3 separate regions of the Mus musculus genome follow, and all the other regions are linked to region 2. The links are chromatin loops, found by intact Hi-C in ENCODE. Cell type or tissue: left cerebral cortex. All regions are shown on one strand.

Region 1 (8,000 bases), 100 kb before region 2:
GAAAATGCTGTCCCAGGCAGCTGACCTGCTCAAAGTTGACGCTGGGAACTGAGAGCAGCCAGTGCCCCTAACCCAAGAGCCATCTGTCCATCCAGTTTAAGGGAAGTCAGCACCCATCTAAGACAAGTCTGTGGGCTTAAGCCACAGTGGCTACAGTGCTATTATGAGAATTCAAAGAGAATATACAGTATTGATTTTAAAAAGTACTCAGTAAGCCTAAATCAGGTGTGGTGTTGTGGTGAATTGTCTACAATACAGTCCTAGCTACCACAGAGGTTGACACAGGAGGCTCTCAAACTGAAACCAGCTTGTTCTTCATAGCTGCAAGTCTGAACCCAGCCTCAGCAACGCTCTCTCACTGGTCCTTCTTTCCCACTCCCCCAGACAGGGCTTCTCGGTGTAGCCCTGGCTGTTCTTGAACTTGGACAGCCTGCCTGCCTCTGCTTCCCAAGTGCTAGGATTTAAGGATGTGAGCCACCAAGGACTGGCTCAAAATTTAATAAAACAACAACAACAACAACAACAACAAAAACAAAGCCCACTAAGTTTTACATAAATATACAGTATAGGATAACAATCTAGCCCCTTAACACAAGAACCTAGTCTGTGGATGGAATGTAATCTACATTTCAGCTAATTCCTTGACAATGAGATCATTGTGACTTTGTAACATTTTCAGAACAACACAATATTTTTTACTGTAATAGTCTGAGGCCAGCCCTGGGCTACACAGTAAGTTCCAGAGCATCGAGCACTATAGGATGAAACTTTTTCAAGGAAAAAGAGAAAGAACACCCTTTTTCCAGACATGAGCAGAAACAGCCTCGTGGGAATTATGAATTCTTTTTTTTTTTTAATATTGATTCTTTTATTTATTATTATATCTAAGTACACTGTAGCTGTCTTCAGACACATCAGAAGAGGGCATCAGATCTCATTACAGATGGTTGTGAGCCACCATGTGGTTGCTGGGATTTGAACTCAGGACCTTCAGAAGAGCAGTCAGTGCTCTTACCCGCTGAGCCATCTCTCCAGCCCGGAATTATGAATTCTTGATGCTAGGCTGGGATCTTAACTCACTGCATAGGAAATGGTGATGCTGAACTATCTACCTTGATCCTGGAAGTCTTCAGATCAACAGAGTACAGTGAAACTTCTTCAAACAAAATAAACAGAGCAAGCCTTTCTCACCTTTTAGAAATTCATTATTATTATTAGTAGTAGTAGTAGTAGTGTGTGTTGGGTGCACTGAGTGCAGGCTCATGTCCCACAGCAGAAGTGCAGAAGTGTGGAGGTCTGTTCGGTTTACTTTCTGTTACTGTGATAAATACACAGACCAAAAGTAACTTGGGAAGACTCCTAACATTACAGTCCATTATCAGGGAAAGCCAAGAAACGTAAAGGCAAAACCTTAGGGTCAGGAAGAGAAGCAGAGGCCATGGAGAAGTGCTGCTTACTGGCTCTCCTTGGCTTACCCAGCTAGCTTTCTTATACAATCCAAGATCATTAACCTAGTGGTGGCACTGCCCACAATGGCCTGGGCCATCCCATATCAAATGTCAATCAAGAAAATGTCCCATAGACAGGCCAAGCTGACAGAGGCCAATCCTCAACTGAGGCTCCCTCTTTCCAGGTTAACTCTAGTATGTGGCAAGTTGATCAGACCAGACACCATTGTTGAGTTGGTTTTCTCCTGGATTCATATTTACATGGGTCAGCAGGCTTGCATGGAAAGTGACTGACCAGATAAGCCACCTTACTGACTGACCCATGCTCTCCCCCACCCCTCCCCTTTTCCCCTTTGTTTAAGACAGGGTCTTACTATGTAGCCCCCCCCCCCCCCCCCCCGTATCAGCACTAGCCATGTACACCAGGTCGGCCTTGAACCACAGAGATACGCCCGCTTCTGCCTCTTGAGTGGTGGCATTAAAGGCACATGCTGCCCAGTCTGTCTTCTCTCTTTGGGACACAGATCTACCACGCAGCCCGGCTCCCCTTTGAGATCCCCCACCTCTCAAGCACCATCTGAGGAGTGTGCACCTATGCCTGCAAAACTTTCTGTGATGTCATTTCCTGGGGCTGGACAGATGGCTCAGCAGTTACAGAGCACTGGCTGCCCTGGTAGAGGGTCTGGATTCAATTCCTAGCAGGCACACGAGGGCCTATAGTCATCTGCGCCTTCAGTCCCAGGGGGTGCCACACCCTTCCCTAGGCTTTGTGGCACCAGGCATGCATATGACGCAGACAAGGTGACTATTCACACGCGATAAAACAAAACAAAATAAAGAATCATTTGCTAGACCCAAGGGTGTACTTCAGAGGAGTCCATCACTTTCCCACACCCCCCAAACAAAAGTCCTATGCCAGCCAATATGGCAGTCACTAACCACGATTTGCTACTGATTACTTAAAATGTGAAGAGCGTTGGGACTGTGGGGTACAGGGTCTCACTCTGTAGCCTATTCTGGTCTTGAACTACTGTCCAATAACTCTGTTCAGCTTCCAGATACTGAGACCACAGATAGGATGAATCGTATCTATATTGTAGCCTGGCTAAAAATAAAATTTTCATTTTTCTTTTCTTTTGAGACAGGGTTTCTCTAGGAAGCCCTGGCTGTTCTGAAACCACTCAGTAGACCAGGCTGGCCTCACGTATCTACCTGCCTCTGCCTTCTAAGTACTGGGATTAAAGGCCTGAGTCAACACATCCAAATAAACTTCAACAGCCCTATATAGCCAGGCGACTACTGAATTCAGCAGCCGACCATGGCAGCTATAGCACAGTGACTAGGACCCGCTCACCTTACAGGTGACGACAGCTCCCACATCTGGAAGCAACTGGGACTCTGTTTCTCTCATCACTGACACCACGGGAACCTGTGGAGAAAATAGAAAGGTCAGTGTAGTGGCTAAGTAAGCCTTGGTTTGAGAAAGCAGCCTGTAGATTAGTTTTTAGCCTATAGCAGAGGACATCAGTCATTTTAGGAAATAGAGGATCAGAAGCCATTAGAATTAGGTGGCCAGGTTTAATATAGCCTTTCTGATTAGTTGTAAATTACTGAAGATTCTCTTGGAATTTCCTGGTACAAATCCTTTTGCTTATAATTATGAATATCCTGACTCTTCCAAGCTATACTTTTTTTTTTTTTTTTTACACTTCATAAGTCAGATCTTGCAATTAAATGCTACAGAATGGCAACTCTTGTTTTAGTCCAATGGCAGCTGGCAAGTACCATCTTACCTCTCTTGCTTGGTGCGGTTTCCTCACCTTACTAAGTCCCTCCCATGTCAGTGTCCGTCTAACCCATTCTCTACAGGAGGATCACATTCTTTGCTCTCCTCCACCTCTACTTATATTCAGATGACTAAATCCTGTCACTGTCTAGAATGCACAGAGCCTGTTACATGTTCTTATTGTACCGCACAATTCTTTTGTACATTTGCTCATGATTTCTGTCCGCCTCCTCAGTAAGAAAAGCTGTGTATTGGGCTCGTGACTCTATCCCCAGTAGCAAATAAGGGCAGCCCTGAGCAGGTCACATTGAAAGTGCTCAAGAGACATCGATGCAGTGACTAAACACACAGGCTGAGGCTGACTTTATCTCCAGAACCAACAGACTGGAATCTGTTTTTACAAATAAGCTCAACACAAAGAGAGATGTTTAGGTCTAGCCAGTTCCTAAAGAGTTTTTATTTTTTCGGGAGATTGGATCTGTGGTCCCAGGGTCAGCATACTACGTAAGCTCTGTACTGATGAGCCACAAGTCTAAGGTTTTAGTTTTTATTTATTTTTTATCGTCTTACATGTATCAACGATTGCTTTTATCTGTGCCTGTTAGAAGCTGGGGATACGCTGGTGTACCACCAATCGTGGCTCCACTTAAATGTCTAGTTGGGCAAGAATCTAGTGATCAAGAGTAACATTTAAATAAGTGCCCTGGAGGGAGATTCTTGGGCATATCGATCCTTCTGCCACCAAACCCACTTTTTTTTAGTCAGAAGGTCCAGAAGGGCTTCTCTGGGAAAAAAAAAAAACAACTAAAAAAACCGATTAAATAAAGGGGTTGAGCAGGAGTGTGTTCCAGATAGACGACACGTGAATTGCACAGGCTTCGCGACAAGAGCGAGCTTAGTGCACTAAGACACTGGAAATCGCCAGCATTACTACATTGATGTCAGTGACGTGGGACACATGAAAGCGGAGGGGTAGTCGAGATGTACCACGTGAGGAAGCTCTCGGCTGGCTGGGCTACTCTTACATTTGCGTGCTTTTCCCTCCACTTCCTTCTGTGTGCATCCACAGAACTTAAGTCAGATTAACCTAACGGGTGTGCGGCCGGTGTGCTTCAGCACAGCGCAGAGATCACAGCCGGGAGACCAAAGCGTTCTGCGGCTGAGCCACCAAAGACGCGTCCGCCCGCTCTGCCTGTGCCCAAGGACCGGAACTCAACGGCACCCGGAGAGGGAACGCGCGCTGGGTAGCCGCTTCCTTTACCGCGCCATTCTCGCTGGTCTTCATCAGGCAGCCAGCCAGCGACGAAAAGATGTAGCCATGCCGGGTGTAGGTGCCGCTGCCGGGGCTGCCTTCCTCCAAGTTACACAGACGTTCGCCTGCAGAAGACAAGCTGCCTCAGCCACGGGCTCCCAGAAGCTGGTTGCCACACAGCCTGGAACTGCGTGCGGAGACCGCTCACTTACCGGGGATGCAGTACCTCACCGGTGGTGCCATGCTTGCCACCATCCACAACCCGGATGAGAACCAAGACGACTTCTCATTGGTCAGCTAGAGGAGCGGCCTCGCAGTTACACGAGTACCAATTGGCGCCTTCGACCGCACGGGGTGTAAGAGCGAGGTCTGACTCCATTTCCCAGGCTGCCCCGGGACAGATCTCTGGGCGTGCCTTTGCGGGCTCCGGGCCTCGCGCCTGCGCAGCTGGGTGGTGATGGGCGGGCGGCGGGTCCCGGTCCGCTGGCTAGCGCTGTGGGCTGAGGGCCATGGTGGGTCAGCCTTAGCTCGGCCCGGCCTGGGTCCTGAGCTGGAAGGGGAGGCAGTGGGTGGCGGACAGGGAGACTGGGCCTAATCTGGCTGATTGAGAAGCTGGCAGGAGGCAGGTAAGAGTAAAGGCGCGGTTCTTGCTTCCCATCCGAGTCCCGGTGTCCAGGCCTTTAAGTTAAGTTCCTGATCTCTCTACGACCTGCCCTGCGTGGATGCGTCCTCCTAGGTCCGAACGCATTTTCAGCCCCAACTCGCCCATTTCATGAGTTTGAAGACTCAGATCCAGGTTTGCTTTGTACAACAAAGTGTCGAAGTTGGTTCGAGACAGCCCAAGCTTAAGCCGATTTTTTTTTTTTTTTTGGACCTGAGCCCATCATAGATGGACCCTGCTGCACCTGGAGACACAACCTTTTTCTAGTTTTGTAGAACGACAGTTTCTTCTCTTGCAGGCAGATACTCTATAGAGTGTGAGCTCCTTAACTATGAATGAGCAGCTTGACGTTAGCATAGCATTCCTTTTGCTTTTTTTTCCCTTTTAGCATGTTAGCCGGGAAAGAAGCCTTCATTAATAGAATATTGTGCTTTATTGATATCTGACATCAGCTTGAGGTGGCAAAGGTTCCGGGAGCAGCAGCTTTTTCCGGATGAAATTTGCCATGACTTTGATCTCACTTTCATCTATTGGCTCTGGAGTTTATTGCTCTCTCCCCTTCCCTCCCTGTCAGCCAGGCTTCTTTGAGATACAGATGGTGATTTAGGGGAGTGCTCTTGCCTGCTAATCTCTAATCTGGTGGCAGATGGCCACTGTGGCCTGTGGGTCCTACTGAGAGGTGGCAGTACTTGGAGTGTGGAGAAATTATGCTGGCTTTATTCCTCCTCCGTGCATTCAGGTCATTCGTGCCTTCCCGCCACATTTAGATGTAAATACGACTTTGCTTTTTCTCTGTTTCCTGAGGGAAAACTTTTTCACTTGTGGCCCATTTAATACGTCTTTTTCTAGCCTCGTCATTATCCTGATATCCCATTAGGCTGAGGGGAGAGGGTCCTGGTCTCACTCTGTTCACTCAGAGTTGATAGGCACCACAAGCTTTCCATTTTACGGGTTTGATTTCCGGTTTGATTTGTCCTCTAGGTTATTGATCTCTAGAGCTATGATTCTAATACTGGTTTTATTTCTTTGTTAATCAGAAAGGATGAGCGCAGCAAATACTTGGGTGTTATCACATTGGTGAGAGTGTCTTTGCTGGCTCCTGTACAGCTGCCAGCCTTTCCTGTTCTGCATCTCTCCAGGTCATTCATTCAACAAGTATTTATTGAATACTTCTACAAGCCAGGTATTAAGATGTTTATAAGCATTTGATTTAAACCTTGGGCATATGTGTGTATATGTATGTATGTATGTACACGCATACATTTGTATGTATAAGAATTTAAGGTTTAGAGAAGAAGGTTCCAGGACTACTTATGGAAAGATTTGAACCCTAAATAGGGTATACATAGATGAGAATTGGTCAATCGAGCCTTAAAGTAGGCATTTCACACAGAACTCAAGGATGGAGAAGGTGATTGACAGTCGGATTCTTTATAAAGATACATTCTCGTGTATCTCATGCTGGTCTCAGACTGGCTGTGAAGCCAAGGATCATTTTTATCTAATCCGCTTGTCTCCAGATGTACACACATGCCCAGTTTTGAGGATCTTTATTTATTTTTTTTTAGGTGGGATAACACACTATGTTTTAGATAGAACTGATTGTCCTGGAAACTCACTCTGTAGACCAGGCTGGCCTCTGCCTCTGAATGCTGATATTAAAGGCGTGTGCCTCAATCTTTCTTTTTTTTTTTTTTTTTCTAAGATTTATTTATTATTATATGTAAGTACACTGTAGCTGTCTTCAGACACACCAGAAGAGGGAGTCAGATCTTGTTACGGATGGTTGTGAGCCACCATGTGGTTGCTGGGATTTGAACTCTGGACCTTCGGAAGAGCAGTCGGGTGCTCTTACCCACTGAGCCATCTCACCAGCCCCTCAATCTTTCTTTTCAACAGTTCCTTTTAATTCTTTCAGCTTCATAGGAAGTGATGGGAAAGGCCGGTCTCTTACCCTGTGAAGTGGCTATTGGTCTTTTCCCCATTACGCTTCAGTTTTCTTGCAGGCTTTTTTTTTTTTTTTTTTGCATCTTTTTATCTCACCTTGGGGTTTCCAAGATTGTGGAAGGAGATCATTAATGATTTTTGCAAAACTTTTTAAAGTGGGGTTGAGCCAGGGTGCAAGGAGAGTACTTTACTCCAGTTACTGAACTGAAACCCATCTCCACAGCAGAGTAGCTGCATCCAGTTTCTGCTGGGTCATGAGCTGCCTGTTAAATAAGTCAGTGAGGTTGCTGAAGGCAAAGCAGTATTCCTTATCCATCCATCATTAAAACAGATTATTTTTACGAAGCTAATGAGACTATCATGGAAAGTCTGTTGGTGTCTCTGTGTCCACAGTTGTATTCATTGCCTGGGCAGTCAGTGTCTGGGAATTTTGGGGCCAAGACTATCAACCACAGAAATGCTACTTAAACAGAGAAGACCTGGAAAAGCTCCCAAGAGGGCAGGTCCCTCCCACTACTGTCTCATACTCTGAATACTTGAAGTTAACTTGGTTGCTATATCCCAAGGATAAGACTGGGAGTGAAATTGGAGACAAAGTATCTTATGTCATGCAAGTGGTGGTTGACTGTTCTTATAGCTCACAGCCATCTGAAAGTTTCAAGGGATCCTCTGGCTATGGCACTAGGCACAAGCATGGTACTGTTGCAGCAAGTTTGATCACATTGTGAATCCCAAGATTATGTTATTTATTTACTGAAAAACTGTCTAGTTGTGGTGTGGCTCAGATTTTTTTTTTTTTTTAAATATTTATTTATTTATTATATGTAAGTACACTGTAGTTGTCTTCAGATACACCAGAAGAGGGAATCAGATCTCATTACGGGTGGTTGTGAGCCACCATGTGGT
Region 2 (8,000 bases):
GTAGATTATAGACACTGAATTTTGTCTCAGAATATTTTCAGTTTATAATGGATTTAGTAGTACATTGTAAGTTGAGGTTCATCTGTACAGAACATACTTGGCTCAGGGGCTGGAGAGACGATGGTTCGGTGGTTAAGAGCACCTGCTTCTCTTATAGAGGACCCTCGTTTAGTTTCAGCTCCCATGTGGCAGCTCACAGCCGTTCATAACTCCACTTCCAAGACGTTTAACACCCTCCTCTACTGGTTTCCTTTGACACCAGCCTTGCACATGGTGCACACATATAAAATAAAAATAAGTAAATACAAGGGACAAGAACATACTTGCCTGAAATCTTTATTTCATATTCCTAATGTGGGTTTCCATACTCTTTCCTGCTATTCAGAAAGTGTCCCAGTGCCCTAAATACATAGGGACTGGTAGAGTGAAGTCCCTGATAGGCCAGGGCCAGAGAGGGGGTCAGTTACAGCTTAAGTGGCTTCCAAGATGCTGAACCTGTGCACCTGTCTTACCTAGGTCGCAATGAGCCCTTGAAGAAGGAGCGGCTCAAGTGGAAGAGTGACTATCCCATGACTGATGGGCAGCTGCGGAGCAAACGAGATGAGTTCTGGGACACAGCACCTGCCTTTGAGGGCCGCAAGGAGATCTGGGATGCCCTCAAGGCTGCTGCCTATGCTGCTGAAGCTAATGACCATGAGCTGGCTCAGGCCATCCTGGATGGAGCCAGCATCACCCTGCCTCATGGTAAGCAGGCAGGGCCTGGGCTCTGTCCTTACCTGGACTGGGGCTGGAGGTTTCATTAGCGCAGAGGTGGAAAGCAAGTTTCTCATGTGAGAAGTTTCTGTTTTAGCTGGTGGAGATGAAGGAGTATGCCTATATGTGTGACTGTCTTCTTCGTTTAAATGACTCTTTATGGCATGAACAAAGAAGCACAAGGCACAGAACCAAGCGTAGTGGCACATGCCTGTGGTCATGAGAGGTAGACACAGGGGGAGCTGAAGTTCAAGTTCAAGACCAGCCTAGATTACATGAGACTGTCAGAAGGAGGAAAGGAAGGAGGGAGGGATGGACAGAATCCCCCTTTGCCTAGTGAGAAGACAGGAAGACACCAATAAAACCTACAAGTTTAAAAGGCACTCAGGGCCTGAGAGCATTTGAAGCACTGATCTGGAACCTTCTGCTGCATTGCCGCATTTCTGTTCCTAGCACCCTCATTAGCTGTGAAGGGAAAGTGACAGTGACCTTCAGTCACAGACCTGGGTCTTTTTTTGTTTGTTTTTGTTTTGTTTTTCAAGATAGGGCTTCTCTGTATAGCCCTGGCTGTCCTGGAACTCACTCTGTAGACCAGGCTGCCCTCGAACTCAGAAATCCACCTGCCTCTGCCTCCGGAGTGCTGGGATCAAAGGCGTGCGCCACCATGCCTGGCTTCAGACCTGGGTCTTGACTGTGTTCCTTTCTCAGCTTGTGACTTTTCCTAGCCATATGTCCCAGAGCAGGGCAAGTCTCAGGTTAGAGCCTGAGTCTCTTGCAATCACAAAGGATTAATCGTGATGTGCATAGTACCACCTAGTCTAGTACCAGCACTTACAAGGATACTGAAGACTAAATAAATGTGTTTCCACCTGCATTATATCATACCAGTAAGGAGACAGGGACCCAACCCAACACTTGCATGTGCATTCAGCCACCACAATGTTGAATAAACACATAAGAGGTAGCATCCTGTGGCTGAGGAGCCAGAACCTGATGACCAGGAGGTTAGCCCCAGTCTACTGACTATGGGGAAGGGCTAGGGACAGTGAGGTAGCTGTGGTGAGTGAATTAACCTGCTTACACTGTTGTAGCAGAGGACCACAGGCAGGCTCCTTAAACAGTAGAAGTTTGTTTCTCACAATTTGAGAGACTGGAAAGTCCAAGGTCAAAGGCCCAGCTGTTTAGTCCTGATGATGCTTCTTGGTTTTTTTGCTGTTTTTACGTGGTAGGCGTGCAGAAGAGAGGACTGGGTGGGTTCTCTGTTTTTATTTGGTAGGCATGCAGGAAGAGAGGACTGCTCGGGTTCTCTGGGGCTTTTCCTTGAAAGGAAGCTGGTCCTGTCATTTACCCGTGTAATCTTATTCCTTCCAAATATGCCTTAACATGGGAGTTTGGGGGACACAGCATTCAGTGTGTGACATCAGGCCCCCCAGACTACACTGATCACCCTGCCTTTCCCACAGGAACTCTTTGTGAATGCTATGACGAGCTGGGTAACCGCTATCAACTGCCCATCTATTGCCTGTCCCCACCTGTGAACTTGCTGCTGGAGCACACGGAGGAGGAGAGCCTGGAGCCTCCCGAGCCCACCCCTAGTGTGCGCCGTGAATTCCCACTGAAAGTGCGCCTCTCCACAGGCAAGGACGTGAGGCTCAATGCCAGCCTGCCTGACACGGTGGGGCAACTCAAGAGGCAGCTGCACAGCCAGGAGGGCATTGAGCCATCCTGGCAGAGATGGTTCTTCTCTGGGAAGCTGCTTACAGACCGCACAAGGCTCCAGGAAACAAAGATTCAAAAAGACTTCGTCATCCAGGTCATCATCAACCAGCCCCCACCACCCCAGGACTGACGGACTGACGGACTGACGGCACCAACTCCTAGGAAAAGAGGCCATGGGGGGCCCTGCAGGCTGTGGGGCCCAGTCCTGCCGCCTTCCAGTGCTGCTGTCTTCTTCAGGGGCGCCTCCCACCGCCCTGCTGTATGGCTCTTAGTGAGCTGCGAAGGGACTTGCCCTCTGGGGCACTGGATCCACCAGTGCTCAGCACCCAGGGAGCAGTGCTGCCTGCCACACACAGGCCTTGCCAACCTTGGAGAAAAGGCACATGGCACTCTCCACCACAGGTTGGAGCCATGGGGGCCGTCCTGGCGACCTGTCATCTGGTGCCACGCTGTGCTCACTCCAGTTTTCTGCTCAGGGTTGGAAGCAATTGCTGTCTCCCCTTTATCCCTCACCATGACTCTGCCCTGGGCACAGTGCCAGTCCCCTGGATGGGGAGGGAGCCCGGTGGGCCCCAGGGCTTAAGGAGCTTCAGGTGGGCCTCTCTGCCTCTCCCTGCACCCAGCACAATCTGCAGAGATGAGGCGGGTGGCTGGATAGCCAGGCTTCATGGCAGGGGTTTGCACAGGGCTGTCCCCAACTGTAACCCAGGCAGGGTGGGGTCCGAAGCCTGGTCATAGCCCAGCGGGGCCCTGTGTACAGACACATCTGCATTTTATCAATAAAGCCTTTGCTCCTCTCTTGCCTAGCACATGACTTCCTGTTTCACAGCACGCCAGCCAGCCGGAGCCCAGAGCTTCTGCTGGCTTGGCTGCAGATGGGCACAGCAGAGCATCCAACTGATGCTCCTCCTGGGGGCCCTAGTCTCATCCAACCTCGCTGTGTTCTGTGGGTCCTGAAAAAGGCCACTTCACCTCTGAACACAGTTTGCTTTCCTTTAATGGAGAGATGGTGCCTCCCACCCTGCCTCCTGCAGCAGTTGCTGGGACAATTATGTGTCTGTGTGTGTGTGTGTGTGTGTGTGTGTGTGTGTGTTGGGGGGCGGTCCAGATAGGAAAAGTGAAGGAGCACCCACAGAGGGCAGCATAGCCATGTGGCAACCACCCCACAGGGCCCACATGGGATGCTGTGTCAGAGCGTGGGATGACAAGCTTCCAGAAATGTGCGAGCCAGAGACAGACAGGGCTGTCTCCTCCTGTTTCTTCTGCAGGACTGTGTACATCACCAGAGGGGAATCTCGGGTGCCACTTGCAGTTGTAGAAGTATGGAACATTTGTAGTCCACTGGCAGATTAAACCTAGCTCATAATGACCTCGGGCTCCAGGCTGGGAGTCCCAGGCGAGGAGCTCAAGTGCAGGTCTGCCTTTCCTCTGTGTATTCTCTGTTCTCGGGGAGTGTGACCAGCTCCGCCCACGGCAGTCTGGCATCGCCTAGTACTCGTGAGATGGCCTTAGCTCTGAACTCTGACTTCCTGAGCTCTTAAAACAACACTAGGTTCTGCTGAGGACTCCAGGAAGATGAAACAAACAGATGGACAGGTTCTGTTCATGGCTAATGGACACGCCATGCAGCATAGCCGTGTTTCCCTAGGGCCCATGGGACCCATAGCAGCCACCAGAGGGCAGCAGCCGTTCCAGCTCTTGCTTGGAGAAGGTCTCGGATGCCCACAGGTCTGCTGGGGCTCATACTTGGTTTTTCAGGCTCCCCTGCCTGGCACAAGCTAGACAGCATTTCTGGGCATCCAGCAGGTGGCACTCCAGCCAGACCAATGGCAGCATGTAGGTCCTTTGCAGCCCGTTCACCCTGGCTAAGACTTAGCCAGTTCCCAGCACTGAGGACACACTGGACAGGCCTCTTTCCCGCAGCTGTCCTTCGGGGCGGTGTGCCTTCTGGCTCTGGTAGGCCAGAGGTTAGGGGAGGGGCAAGTTCCCTGGCCTGGACAGTGGCTTCCCATGCTCCCTGGGGCTGTCCGAGGTGAAGGTGACAGGTGGGGGAGGCAGGTGGAGAGTTGAGCTAGTAAGCTCATGACAGATGGAGAAACGAGCCTGTGAGCTAATGACAAAGGCGCCCAGTGGGCGGGGTGGGTGCTTGGGCCTATAAAGACCCCATGCCCTGTGGCTTGCAGAAACAGTCATGGAGGGTACCATGGAGGGGCCCGAGGCGGTGCAGAGAGCCACAGAGCTCATCGAGCAGCGGCTTGCCCAGGAGGAAGAGACTGAGGTGGGAGCTGAGGTGAAGGGTGTCGGGGAGGGAGGGAGGGGGGCCTCAGGGTTAACGGTTGGTCCATCTGTGCTGTCATGAGAAGGGAAAGTCGGCTGCTACCTGGGTCCAGACAACATGCTACTTCCCAGGGCCCAAGCGGGATGTTCCTAACATGGTTGTGGGTGGTGGGAGATGGGGCTTCAGCCCCGCAAACAGGCACTTGGAGGGGGCAGGCCTTCCCGAGACCCTGCCCACTCACCTGGGCTTCAAGAGATAGACTGGACTGGACAGAGAAGACAGATGAGTATTCTCTGGGAAAACCAGAAAGGTAAGGTCCTGACACACACACACACACACACACACACACACAGAATGTCCCCTGGATGCCAGGGCTGGTTGCTGCGGGAGAGCAAACTGACAGGAGTCAGGAAAGGAGATGGGGAAGGGCAGCTGGGACTTAGCCAGGACTGTTGGCAGAGGCCTAATGCACACACGGGTACGTTTTCTCTTGGCTAAGTTAAGTGGGGCTGGACTACTGACTGGTCCTGCTCTACATCTTATTCAAAAACAGTTGAGCCAGGTGTGGTGGTACAATCCTATAATCTCAGAGGTGGAGCCAGCCTGGGCTACATGGTGAGATTACCCCCCCCTGGGGTGGGGGTAGAGGACCAGGAGCCTAGAGTCCAGTGCGTAGGGCGAAGGTGGGCACTAATTGTAACCTTTTATTTGTATCATCAACTAAGAAGAAGGCAGAGGGCAGAAACGGGCGTATGGAAAATGGAGAGTAGTGATGAATGGGTGGGTGAGCCCTTCTGGTCCTCTGGGACTACTCTGGTCAGGATGGAGTGTGAGCTGGACCTTTGGGATTAAGAAGTGTGGTCGGGATGTGGGGAGAGGTACTTGAGGCTAAACAGCAGATAGATAAAAGTGGTCATGAAAATGTGTGACAGACACCAAGAGCTGGGGCTAGAAAGAGGGCCAAGGACAAACCAGAGAAGACCAGGTAAGAGGTGCAGGCTCCGTGAGCAGTGAGGACCACTGACTGTTAAGAGTGCTGTGCCACTGTCTGACCTGTTATAGAGCCGGTTCTGATGTTGCTGATGTTATTAGAGGGGGAAGGGGGAGCCTATCGGAACTCAGAGGCCCCCATCATTTAAGAGAAGTGATGAGCTCAGATTTATCAAGGGGAGTGTGGACAGCAGCCGAGCATCCCAGGAATCTCGCTCCTCCCTCCCCCGAGAGCGTGTGCCCATGGCTGCTGCTGCTGGACAGGAACGTCATCTGCTTGTCATCTCTGGAGTGTGGCCACAAGACACTGGAAGCTTCTGTGAGGGGACACGGTCCTCCCCCATCCATTCATCTAACAAATATAGCCACAGGGCTGCAGGGCCACAGGTACCCACAGTGCCAGCCTTCTCACCCAGCTCCTCTCCCTGCCAGCGTCTTTACAAGCATCCTCTCTAAGCTGAAGTCTGTTCTGTGGAGTCAGGTGGGAGTTTCCTTCTTACTCCGGACCTGCATTCGATTTCATAAACATTCAATGAATGCAAACTCTGCCAGCCCACCAACAAATCTGAGAGGAGTCAGAGTAAGAAAAGGGCAGCACTAGAGTGTAAATTCCTCCTGTATTGGAAGGAATAGAAGGCAATAGATTTGCTGCTCACCAGGTAAAGTCTCCATTAACTAAGAACTACCGGATGGGCAGAGATGCTGCGTCTGTGTGGCCATTACTCATTCACTTGTTCATCGTCTGTTTGATTAACAAGTGTTAAGTGAGCAACTACTCCATGCCAGGCCCTGTCACAATAAATGCTGGAAACAGCAGGTGATTAAGCCCAAATTCCATCCCCCTGATGCTCCCTCATAATCCAGCCAGACTCCCACAAGCTAGTTGTAGCCCAAGGTCATCTCTTTTTTCCTAAAGGAAGATGCCTGAGAACAGCCCTGGAGACTCCAAATCATACAATCCTACAAACCTGCCAGGTTGTGTAGTCAGAAGTCTGGCAAGAAAGGCAGTCAAGGGACCACCAAAATAAACACTGGGAGAGAGTTTGATAGAGCGTTAGACTGTCCTGTGAAGCCCTGAGTTCTAGCTCAGCGCTACGAAAAATCAAAGTAAACGGGAAACATCGGAAATAAAACCTAGAACCTTCCCTGGGAGAGGCTAGAACCAGGGCTCTGTGGGAATGGGCAAGGTGCCTGGGCCACATGAGGGGCAAGTTCTCCCCAGCTGCCCTCCTGCCTGGTTATCCTCAACCTGGGCACATATGTCTACCCACGCTGCTTAGGAGACGCTGGGGAAGAAGTGCCAGAACATCACTAAGACTGAAGCAGTCTGGGAAACCAGAGCTTCAGATGCAGAGAGGAGGCTCGTCATACCAAGACCACGTGACCGTGAAAGCCAGAAGCTGCCGCTCTACCCAAGCTCTGGATATTCAGAGCCGAACGTTTCTGAGAAAAATGCCGTATCTAGCATAGAACTACCAAGCTTTTATATCGCCGAAAGGGCTGTTGTTAGGGGGAGAAAGACGATGGGGCTGGGGACTGTAGCTCAGTGGTAGAGCCCTTGCAAGACCTAAGTTCAATACCTGGGGCTTGGGGGACACCAAGACCAAAATTGCCATCTCTGGTCACAATTATCTCATCAAAACGATTTTTTTTTCCTAATTAGACCCCTGTATCCTTAGGTTCTACCTCTACGGACTCAACCAACCACAGACGGAAACTTTCTTACATTTTGGCTTTGTGTTAAATTTATGTGTGTGAATATTTTTGCCTGCATGTATGTCTTGCATTACATGCATTTCTGGTACCTACAGAGGCCAAAAGAAAGGGTTGTATCCCCTGGAACGGGAATTACAGATAGTTGTTAGCTGTCATGTAGGTGTTAGGAATCAAACCTTGTTCCTCTGGGAGAGTAGCCAATGCTTTTAATTCCTGAGCCATCTAACCCTATGGAAATATTTAAATTTTTTATTTGTAATGAACATGAACAGGATTTTTCCGTCTTTATCCCTTAAACAATAAAAACACTCACATTGTTTTAGTCACTATATATAATATTGAGGTTAAAAATATACGGGACTGTGTATAGGGGTCTTAGGGTTTTACTGCTGTGTACAGATACCATGACCAAGGCAACTCTTATAAGGCAACATTAAATTGAGGCTGGCTTACAGGTTCAGAGGTTCAGTCTATTATCATCAAGGTGGGAACATGGCAGCATCCAGGCAGACATGATGCAGGAGGAACTGAGAGTTCTACATCT
Region 3 (8,000 bases), 110 kb after region 2:
GATTCGATACATTATTGATACATTATGGTTTCGTTTTCACTGCAGGACAAGGAAAAAGTGAACTCAGTTGGTAAAGTGGTTTCCACACAAGCATGAGGACCTGAGTTCGAATCTCCAGAATTCACGAAAACAAACAAACAACAAAAACAAATAAACAACAACAAAACCATGATAGTGTACACCTGCTATCCCAGAGCTGGAGATGCAGAGATAAGAGCATCCCTGGGGTAGCTGAACAGCCAGTCTAGACAAATTGGCAAGCTTCAGGTTCTGTGAGAGCTCAAAAATACACCTCAAACAATAAGGTGAAGGTTGGAGCGATTGCTAAATGAGTAAGAGCACTAGATTCTCTTCCAGAGGACCTAGGCTCAATTCTCAGCACCCACATGGTGGCTCAACACCATCTTTAACTCAACCAGAAGATCTAACCTGCCCTCTTCTGGCCTCTGAGGCCACTAAGCATGTATTTCATATATAGGCACGCATGCAGGCAAAACACTCAGACATACTTTTAAAAAATCAAATAGCAAAAACAACATGGTAAGGTTGAGACAGGGTCTGGGGAGGTGGTTTGGTGATTAAGAGCACTTGCTGCAAAATCAGGAGAATCAGAGTTCAGATCCCAGCACCCTGCTAGGCATGGTGGCACATACCTTCAATACCAGTACTCAGGAAGTTGAGGCAAAAGGATATCTGGGAGTTCAAAACTAGCCTGGGCTACATAGTGAGTTCCAGGGCAGTCAGAGCTATGCTATCTATCTATCTATCTATCTATCTATCTATCTATCTATCTATCTATCTATCTATTTATCTATCTATGCCCTGTCCTGAGAGAGAGAGAGAGAGAGAGAGAGAGAGAGAGAGAATGTGTGAGGCTTAGAGGCTCAGTTGGGGTTTTATTGTTGTGAAGAGACACCATGATCAAGCAATTCTTTTTTTTTATACATTTTAAAAAAGATTTATTTATTTTATTTTATTATATGTGAGTACACTGTAGCTGTCTTCGGACACTCCAGAAGAGGGCGTCAGATCTTGTTACGGATGGTTGTGAGCCACCATGTGCTTGCTGGGATTTGAACTCAGGACCTTTGGAAGAGCAGTTGGTGCTCTTAACTACTGAGCCATCTCACCAGCCTGACCAAGCAATTCTTATAAAGGCGAACATTCAATTGGGGATGGCTTACAGTTTCAGAGGTTCAGTCCATTATCACCATGGTGGGAAGCAAGCACATCCTGCAGGCAGATGTGGTGCTGGAGGAGCTAAGAGCTCCTTGATCCACAAGAAGCCAGCAGGAGACTGTCTTCAGCAAGCAGCCAGGAGAAGGCTCTTTCCACACTGGGCGGAGCTTGGGGATAAAGACTTTAAAGCCCACCCCATAGTGTCACACTTCGTCCAATAAGGCTACTCCTACTCCAACAAAGCCACACCTCCTAATAGCTCCACACCCCATGGACTAAACATTCAATCACATGAGTCTATGGGGGCCAAACATATTTAAAGCACCAAGTTGTTGGGAGGAGGGAGGGAGGAGGGAGAGAGGACTAACATAATAAAGCAAATGTCCACACAAACTCCTGCAGCCCCAGCTCCAGTGTGGGTAGCATCTTCTGGCTTCCAGTCTATCAGAGAAAATGCAAGCCTCGGGTTTAGGAAAGACTGTTTCAGAGGAAGAGAGTACCGGAGAACACCTAATGCCCTCTTCTGGCCTCTCTCTCTATGCCTATACTCACACTTGCACACATACACATGTGTATAGCCCTACCCAGACACACATGTACACATATACACAAAAAACCTTTTGTCCTATTGCTGCGAAGAGCCACCATGATCATGGCAACTTTTTTTTTTATAAAGGAAAGCATTTATTTGGGGGTTGCTTACAGTTTCCAAGGTTTAGTCCGTTATCACAGTGGGAAGCATGGTGGCACAAAGGCAGACAGGATGCTGGAGAGGTAGCTCAGAAGTTCAACATCCAGAGCTGCAGATGGCAGGAAGAAAGAAAGACACTGGGCCTGGCTTGAGCATTTGAAACTTCAAAGCCCATCCCTAGTGAAGTAACATATTTCCTAAACGACCACACATACTCCAACAAGGCCACATGCCTTAAACCTTTCAAGTAGTGCCCTCTACCCCATGACTAAGCATTCACATCAATGAGCCTGTGGGGGGCCATTCTTATTCAAACCACTGCAGACATGATTTTAAAAATAACTTAGAGAGATAGAGGAAGACACTCAGTGTCAACCTCTGGCTTCCACATACACTTGCGTATACACTTATGCAAACATTTAAACATGGAGACACACACACAACTAATGGCCAAATGGTTTATCATTTTCTTCCCTTTTTCTTTTGAGAGAGAGTTTCATGTAGTCCAGGCTACCCTAGAACGTGAAGTCCAGTGGGAGGCTCCATTAACACCCCTGGGGTCTCTTCTTGATGGCAAGACTCAAAAAAAAAAGTCTGGGCCTGGACAGCTGGAAAAGGAATTTGAATAGCAGTCTTATCCCACCGCCTGCCCACTCCATGGGATGTTAGCTAACCAGACCACAAGGTCCCCAGGTGCTCACTGTTGCCCCTGATGTCTTGCCATCAAGAAGAGACCCCAGGGGTGTTCTGACTCCCTCTTCTGGAGTGTCTGAAGACAGCTACAGTGTACTTACATATAATAAATAAATAAAATAAAAAATATATAATTGACACAGGGCTAGAGAAATGGATCAGTAGGGAGTCAGATCTTATTACCGGTGGTTGTGAGCCACCATGTGGTTGCTGGGATTTGAACTTCGGACCTTCGGAAAAGCAATCAGGTGCTCTTACCCACTGAGCCATCTCACCAGCCCCCAGGCCCAGACTTTTGTCCCTAGCTCCTGCTCCTATCCAGAGTTCAGGCTGCTTGTGGCCTGGGGACCCTGTGAGGGACTGGATTAACAAATCACTTAAGCCGGGCGTGGTGGCGCACGCCTTTAATCCCAGCACTCGGGAGGCAGAGGCAGGTGGATTTCTGAGTTCAAGGGCAGCCTGGTCTACAAAGTGAGTTCCAGGACAGCCAGGGCTACCTGTCTTGAAAAAACAACAACAACAACAAAACAACAACAGCAGCAACAACAACAACAATCAAGTCACTTAACTGCAAAACTCTCCTCCTCTATGGAGAAACGAATTGCCTTATCCCCAGGTTGCAGGCTGCGTACACACAAAGAGGGGTCATATATGTGCCATGGTCTTATATTCTGGGTATACCCAGGGGAGACTCCAGCAAGCTCAGAGCCCCCTGGGGATAGCCCCACCCAAAGTTTGTCTTCAGTTTCCTCTTGTCTGAGTACTACCCACCCTCTATGACACTTGTGACTGAAAATTCCCCAGTCGTCCTGTCAAAACTCCCTCCTCTTTTGTGGTTTGCTTATAACCTTCCTTTCCTTGACCTCTTTTGTCCCTTAGCAACCAGTGAGTGCCAACACTTGAGAACAGGAATAAACTCTCTTCCGCCGGGCAGTGGTGACGCACACCTTGAATCCCAGCACTTGGGAGGCAGAGTCAGGCGGATTTCTGAGTTCGAGGCCAGCCTGTTCTACAGAGTGAGTTCCAGGGCTACACAGAGAAACCCTATCTCAAAAAAAAAAAAAAAAAAAAAAAAAAAGTCCTCTTCCTTCTGACATTCTGTGTTTGTATCTGGAAGGTGCTTAGATTTATTGAGTAGGACAGAATCAAAGCTTTTCTCTAAAACTGTATACTTACACTTTTCCAGAGAGTCTGTTCCGCCTCCTTTTAGAATGTTTTCAAGATTCCAGAAGCTAAAAATATCGTCCCAAAGCTTTTGAAAGAACTCTTCCATGTAAGGAGCCCAGTGGAGACGCTTGAAGCTGAAAGTTCATGTCCACCAGGTGGCGCCCTAACCCACACATCTCCTGCTGCCTTTTTTTTTTTTTTTTTTTTTTTTTAAGATGGAAGAATTCTTTCCTTCCTCCTAATGTTAATAGGCTCCCTGCTCCCTTCAGCGGTCCAGCATCCAGATTCAACTGCTAGATGCACTTTAGAGTCTCAGCCATAGGCAAGGGCACTAAGCACATCGTTCCAGGGGCTGCTAAGTTAGGATCAGAACATACAGGTCTGGATTTTCCAGTGGGACACAGACTCTGCGTCACTTTTCTGGGTCCCTGCCAGTGTAGCTGTAAACAGAACATGAGAAATATATAAAAGTGCTAGGATTGTGGATGAGAAGTCATCTTCATCTGTGCCCTAGCAGCTCCTGAAACAAGGTCAACTGCTTCAACGCTCTGAACCCACTCTTGGTCCCTATTGGTGGGTCAGAGCTCAGAACACCATCACCAGGAGCAGTAAATACAACTTCTTCCACGGGGTCTAGCACAATAAACATCCCCTTCCCCAAACCACACATATCTTACATCCCTGGCCTCTAAAATGGTGCTCAGTGTTTAATAAGCTCTCATTGTCTGCTTGCTGCATGAAATTATTTTACAGATGAAGTAATCAGGCACAGAGGGCTGGGAAACCCCTCCTCCGTGCCCGACGATGGAGTGAGCAATGGAGTGAAGAACTCACTCTTGTTCTCAAGTGTTGGCACTTGCTGGTTGCTAAGGGACAGAACTCAAGTAAGAAAGGCTATGCTGTCTTGTGTGGGTATGCTACACACCACAATTTAAGCATTTATAATATGCATCTGGAGCTTTCTTGAGTAGTATGTACTGGGGTGGCAGTGACAGGCCAAAGTTTTTTTCTTCAAAGGGGAACCAGGCTGCAGGGAAGGGCACCTACTGTTCCAGGCCAAGGGGATGGGACTCTGAAGTGTATGATCAGCTGTGGTTTGATGCAGGCATTGTCCTGTAGGCAAATGTGGCTTGCTTAGTGTCTTAGTTAGGGTTTTATGGCTGTGAAGAGATACCCTTACCACTAAAACTCTTGTTACAGTGTCATGGCAAGAAGCATGGTGGCATGCAGGCATACATGGTGCTGGAGAAGGAGCTGAGAATTCTACATCTTGATCCGCAGGCAGCAGAAAGAGACTGTGTTCCACAGTGTTCCAGCTTGAGCACATGAGACCTTAAAGCCCACAGCCACAGTGAAACAGGTCCTCTAGCAAGGCCACACTGATTCCAACAAGGCTACACCTCTTAACGGTGCCAATCCTTATGGGCTAAGCAGTGAGTTTATGTGGGATGTATCTATTCAAATCACCACACTTAGGTCCAGTACTATTCCTGCAGCCAATTGGCAAGCAACTCCATTTGTATGTACTGAGGGGCTCCTACATGCCAGGCTCAGGCAAAGATGGATAAGCCAGAATAGACCAGTTTTTGATGTAGTAGACTCAGAACTAGGGATGATTCAAATGGAGGCCCAGACAAACAAATAATTGTCAATGTGGGGAGCTCAACCTTAAACCAGTAAGTGCTTAAACTGGGTATGTCTGCTGGTGAGGGAGTGTCTGGAAAATAAAGAGCATTCTGAGTTCATGTGGGAAACTTGCAGTTCATAAGTGACAGAGTTTGGACATGAGTTGGGGAAGGAAGTGGAAAAAACCCAAGAAACTGGAAGTTGGTTGGGGACAGATTATGTAATGTGCCACATTGACAGGACACAGCTCCATACTGGGTTGGGAACAGCCAGGTCAGTTGTGTAACATTGCTGAAGCACAAAGGTTGGCTCTTTGGTGGGGTGGAGAGCAGAGAAGCCATCTCTGGCTTCCTGGTCTGAAACCCTTCAGTCTTCAGGAAAAATGAAAACAACTATTGCTCTCCTGTCTTGGGTCGCGGGAAGCTTACATAGAGAGGGCCCTGTAATGTCAATGAACCTTGGCATCGTTGGGATCCTTGCCATCTAGGTCAATAGTTAAGCATACGGGACATGCCATCTCTGAGACCTAGGCCTGTCCTGACCATGTTAGGTGACATGTTTTTAATCTAAGCAAGACGCAAAGATGGCCAGGAAGGAATGGTCGAAGTGTTTGGCGTTGCTATGCTCTGTGCGCTGTGGGTAAGGCAGCTGGGCCTCCAGTGAGTGATAGTTTTCTTACACTGACCAAGAGACCTTCATGGCAAGACAGTCTGAGACCAGCTTTGGACAGGCGAGTTTGTGGTGGGCAAGTGAAGGGTACTGAGGATGTCCCAGTGAGAACAACTGTCAGTTCAGACCTCCTGCTTACTCAGGCTTGATGGGACGCCTCGATGGGAGAGAATTATGTCTCCAGTCTCCTGTGACTGGAGAGAATCAAGAGGGTCCAGCCACAGGCTGGGCAGAGGCTGTTGTAGCTTTCTTCTCGAAGACCTAAGATCGGCCAGGCCTGCGAGGCAGGAAGGGCTGGGGTGGCTCCAGATGTGGCAAACTTGGCCCAGCAGCCTGGGCAAAAGGCCTGTCATGGGCCAGGGGGGTGCGGGCATTCAGCCCTGGCTGCAGAAGGAAGGAATGGGAGCGGAGGAGAAAGGGGGGGTAGCCAGGGTGGAGGGCGCGACGGCAGGAAGCTGGGAGGCGCGAGGAGGGGTGGAGACCAACGAAGGGGACGGCCAAAGAGCGAGTAGGAGGGCTGGAGAGAGGGAGAAAAAGGAGAGAAGGGAGGAAGGGTGCCGATGAGAAGCAGCGCTGAGGACTTGAAGTAGAGGGAGGAGGGCAGGCCTCGGAGCAGCGGGAGCAGCGGGAGCAGCGGGAGCAGCGGGAGCAGCGGGAGCAGCGGGAGCAGCGGGAGCAGCGGGCCCGGGCTCGGGCCGCCCCCGCGAGCAAGGCGCCGCCATTCCGCTGCTCGGGGCGCCGCCGCCGCCGCCGCCGCGTCCGGGGGCCATGCTCCCGCCGCCCCCGCGCCAGCCGCCGCCCCAGGCGCGCACGGCCCGCGGCTCCCTGCGCCTGCAGCGGGCTTTCCTGCGCGGCCCGCTGGGCGTGCTGCGGCTGCTGCAGCTGCTGGCCGGAGCCGCCTTCTGGATCACCATTGCCACCAGCAAGTACCAGGGCCCGGTGCACTTCGCGCTCTTCGTGTCCGTGCTCTTCTGGCTGCTCACCCTGGGGCTCTACTTCATCACGCTGTTGGGCAAGCAGGAGCTGGTGCCCGTGCTGGGCTCGCGCTGGCTCGTGGTCAACGTGGCGCACGACCTGCTGGCGGCTGCTCTCTACGGGGCGGCGACGGGCATCATGATCGACCAGACGCAGCGCCACAGCTACTGCAACCTCAAGAACTACCGGCTGCCCTGCGCCTACCATGCCTTCCTGGCGGCCTCTGTCTGCGGCGGCCTCTGCCTCGGCCTCTACCTACTCTCGGCACTCTACGGCTGCTGCCGTCGCTACCAGGGCAAGGAGGAGGTGGTGTGAGGCCACCCGCTCCACCGCGGCCCAGATCGGTTTAGGGAATCCCTCCCGAACCCTTCCTGCCGCCGCCTAGTGCCGGTGTGCCCCTGCACCCTCTCCCTGCCTGCGTTTCCACTGCCCGCGCCCTGGATCCCCGACGTTCAGTTCTAGTCTGACTGCTGTACCGCAGCTCAGCCCAGATATCAGCTTCCAGGGACCCACGCAGCCATCCGAGGCGCCGACGCACACACCCAGTTGGGCCGCTTCAGGCGAAGCCTGGAAGTCCCTTTCCTCATTCCCTGTCGAGAGCTAGACGTGGACAGGCGCCGCCGCGTAGATCCGGGGGAGGCTCCCAAATTGGAACCAGTCTTTGGACTGCGCCATTGCCCCCTCCCTCCTGCCCTGCAGTCGGAAGAGCATCCCTTCCCTGCCCCCTCTTCCAGCCTAGGGAGGTGTAGAATGCAGTCAGGCAGCTGCAAGAGGAGCTGGGGACAGGCTTTAGCTAGTGCTAGGATGGATGATGGATGACGTCTTTAGTTGTAGTTTGGCTCTCTCCCTGCGCAGCCCTACGTCTACGAAGTCTTTGGGTGGAGTCAGCTACAGAAGTGGTGGATAGCAAAGGCCTGCTGGCTATACCTTACTTAACGACGCAAGTCTTCTCTCCGCCTAAATCCTTGGTGTTCATTCAGATTGGGCCAACTGTACTAAC

Evidence for each region. Hi-C counts contacts between places; a loop is a spot of excess contacts. Peaks named below come from ENCODE experiments on the same cell type or tissue, not always from the same donor. Only the 100,000 strongest peaks of a DNase experiment are listed, where the experiment ranks them.
Region 1: it touches region 2 in a loop (2.2-fold over the local background); 6 of 42 quality-filtered maps call a loop at or near these places.
Region 3: it touches region 2 in a loop (2.5-fold over the local background); 17 of 42 quality-filtered maps call a loop at or near these places.

The regions. Positions count from the first base shown.
Region 1 is chr19:41,928,554-41,936,553 of GRCm38, forward strand. It overlaps Exosc1 (exosome component 1), which reads right to left and starts at 4,761. Exons shown (of 8, transcript NM_025644.4): 1 at 4,699-4,761; 2 at 4,496-4,611; 3 at 2,803-2,877. The coding sequence starts at 4,729. Zdhhc16 (zinc finger, DHHC domain containing 16) reads left to right here and starts at 4,892. Exons shown (of 11, transcript NM_023740.3): 1 at 4,892-5,112; 2 at 6,185-6,330. In left cerebral cortex, no CTCF peak of the experiment used is centred here; DNase peaks (open chromatin) are centred at 4,312 and 4,820; H3K4me3 peaks cover 2,674 bases; H3K27ac peaks cover 933 bases.
Region 2 is chr19:42,031,373-42,039,372 of GRCm38, forward strand. It overlaps Ubtd1 (ubiquitin domain containing 1), which reads left to right. Exons shown (of 3, transcript NM_145500.3): 2 at 517-744; 3 at 2,217-3,269. The coding sequence ends at 2,602. Ankrd2 (ankyrin repeat domain 2 (stretch responsive muscle)) reads left to right here and starts at 4,655. Exons shown (of 9, transcript NM_020033.2): 1 at 4,655-4,750. The coding sequence starts at 4,664. In left cerebral cortex, a CTCF peak has its summit at 4,147 (motif pointing right); DNase peaks (open chromatin) are centred at 3,322, 3,736, 4,190 and 7,082; H3K27ac peaks cover 416 bases.
Region 3 is chr19:42,140,856-42,148,855 of GRCm38, forward strand. Marveld1 (MARVEL (membrane-associating) domain containing 1) reads left to right here and starts at 6,534. Exons shown (of 2, transcript NM_183195.2): 1 at 6,534-8,000. The coding sequence starts at 6,794. The coding sequence ends at 7,315. In left cerebral cortex, CTCF peaks have their summits at 3,851 (motif pointing right) and 3,876 (motif pointing right); DNase peaks (open chromatin) are centred at 3,861, 4,132, 4,527, 5,836 and 3 more places; H3K4me3 peaks cover 1,703 bases; H3K27ac peaks cover 2,960 bases.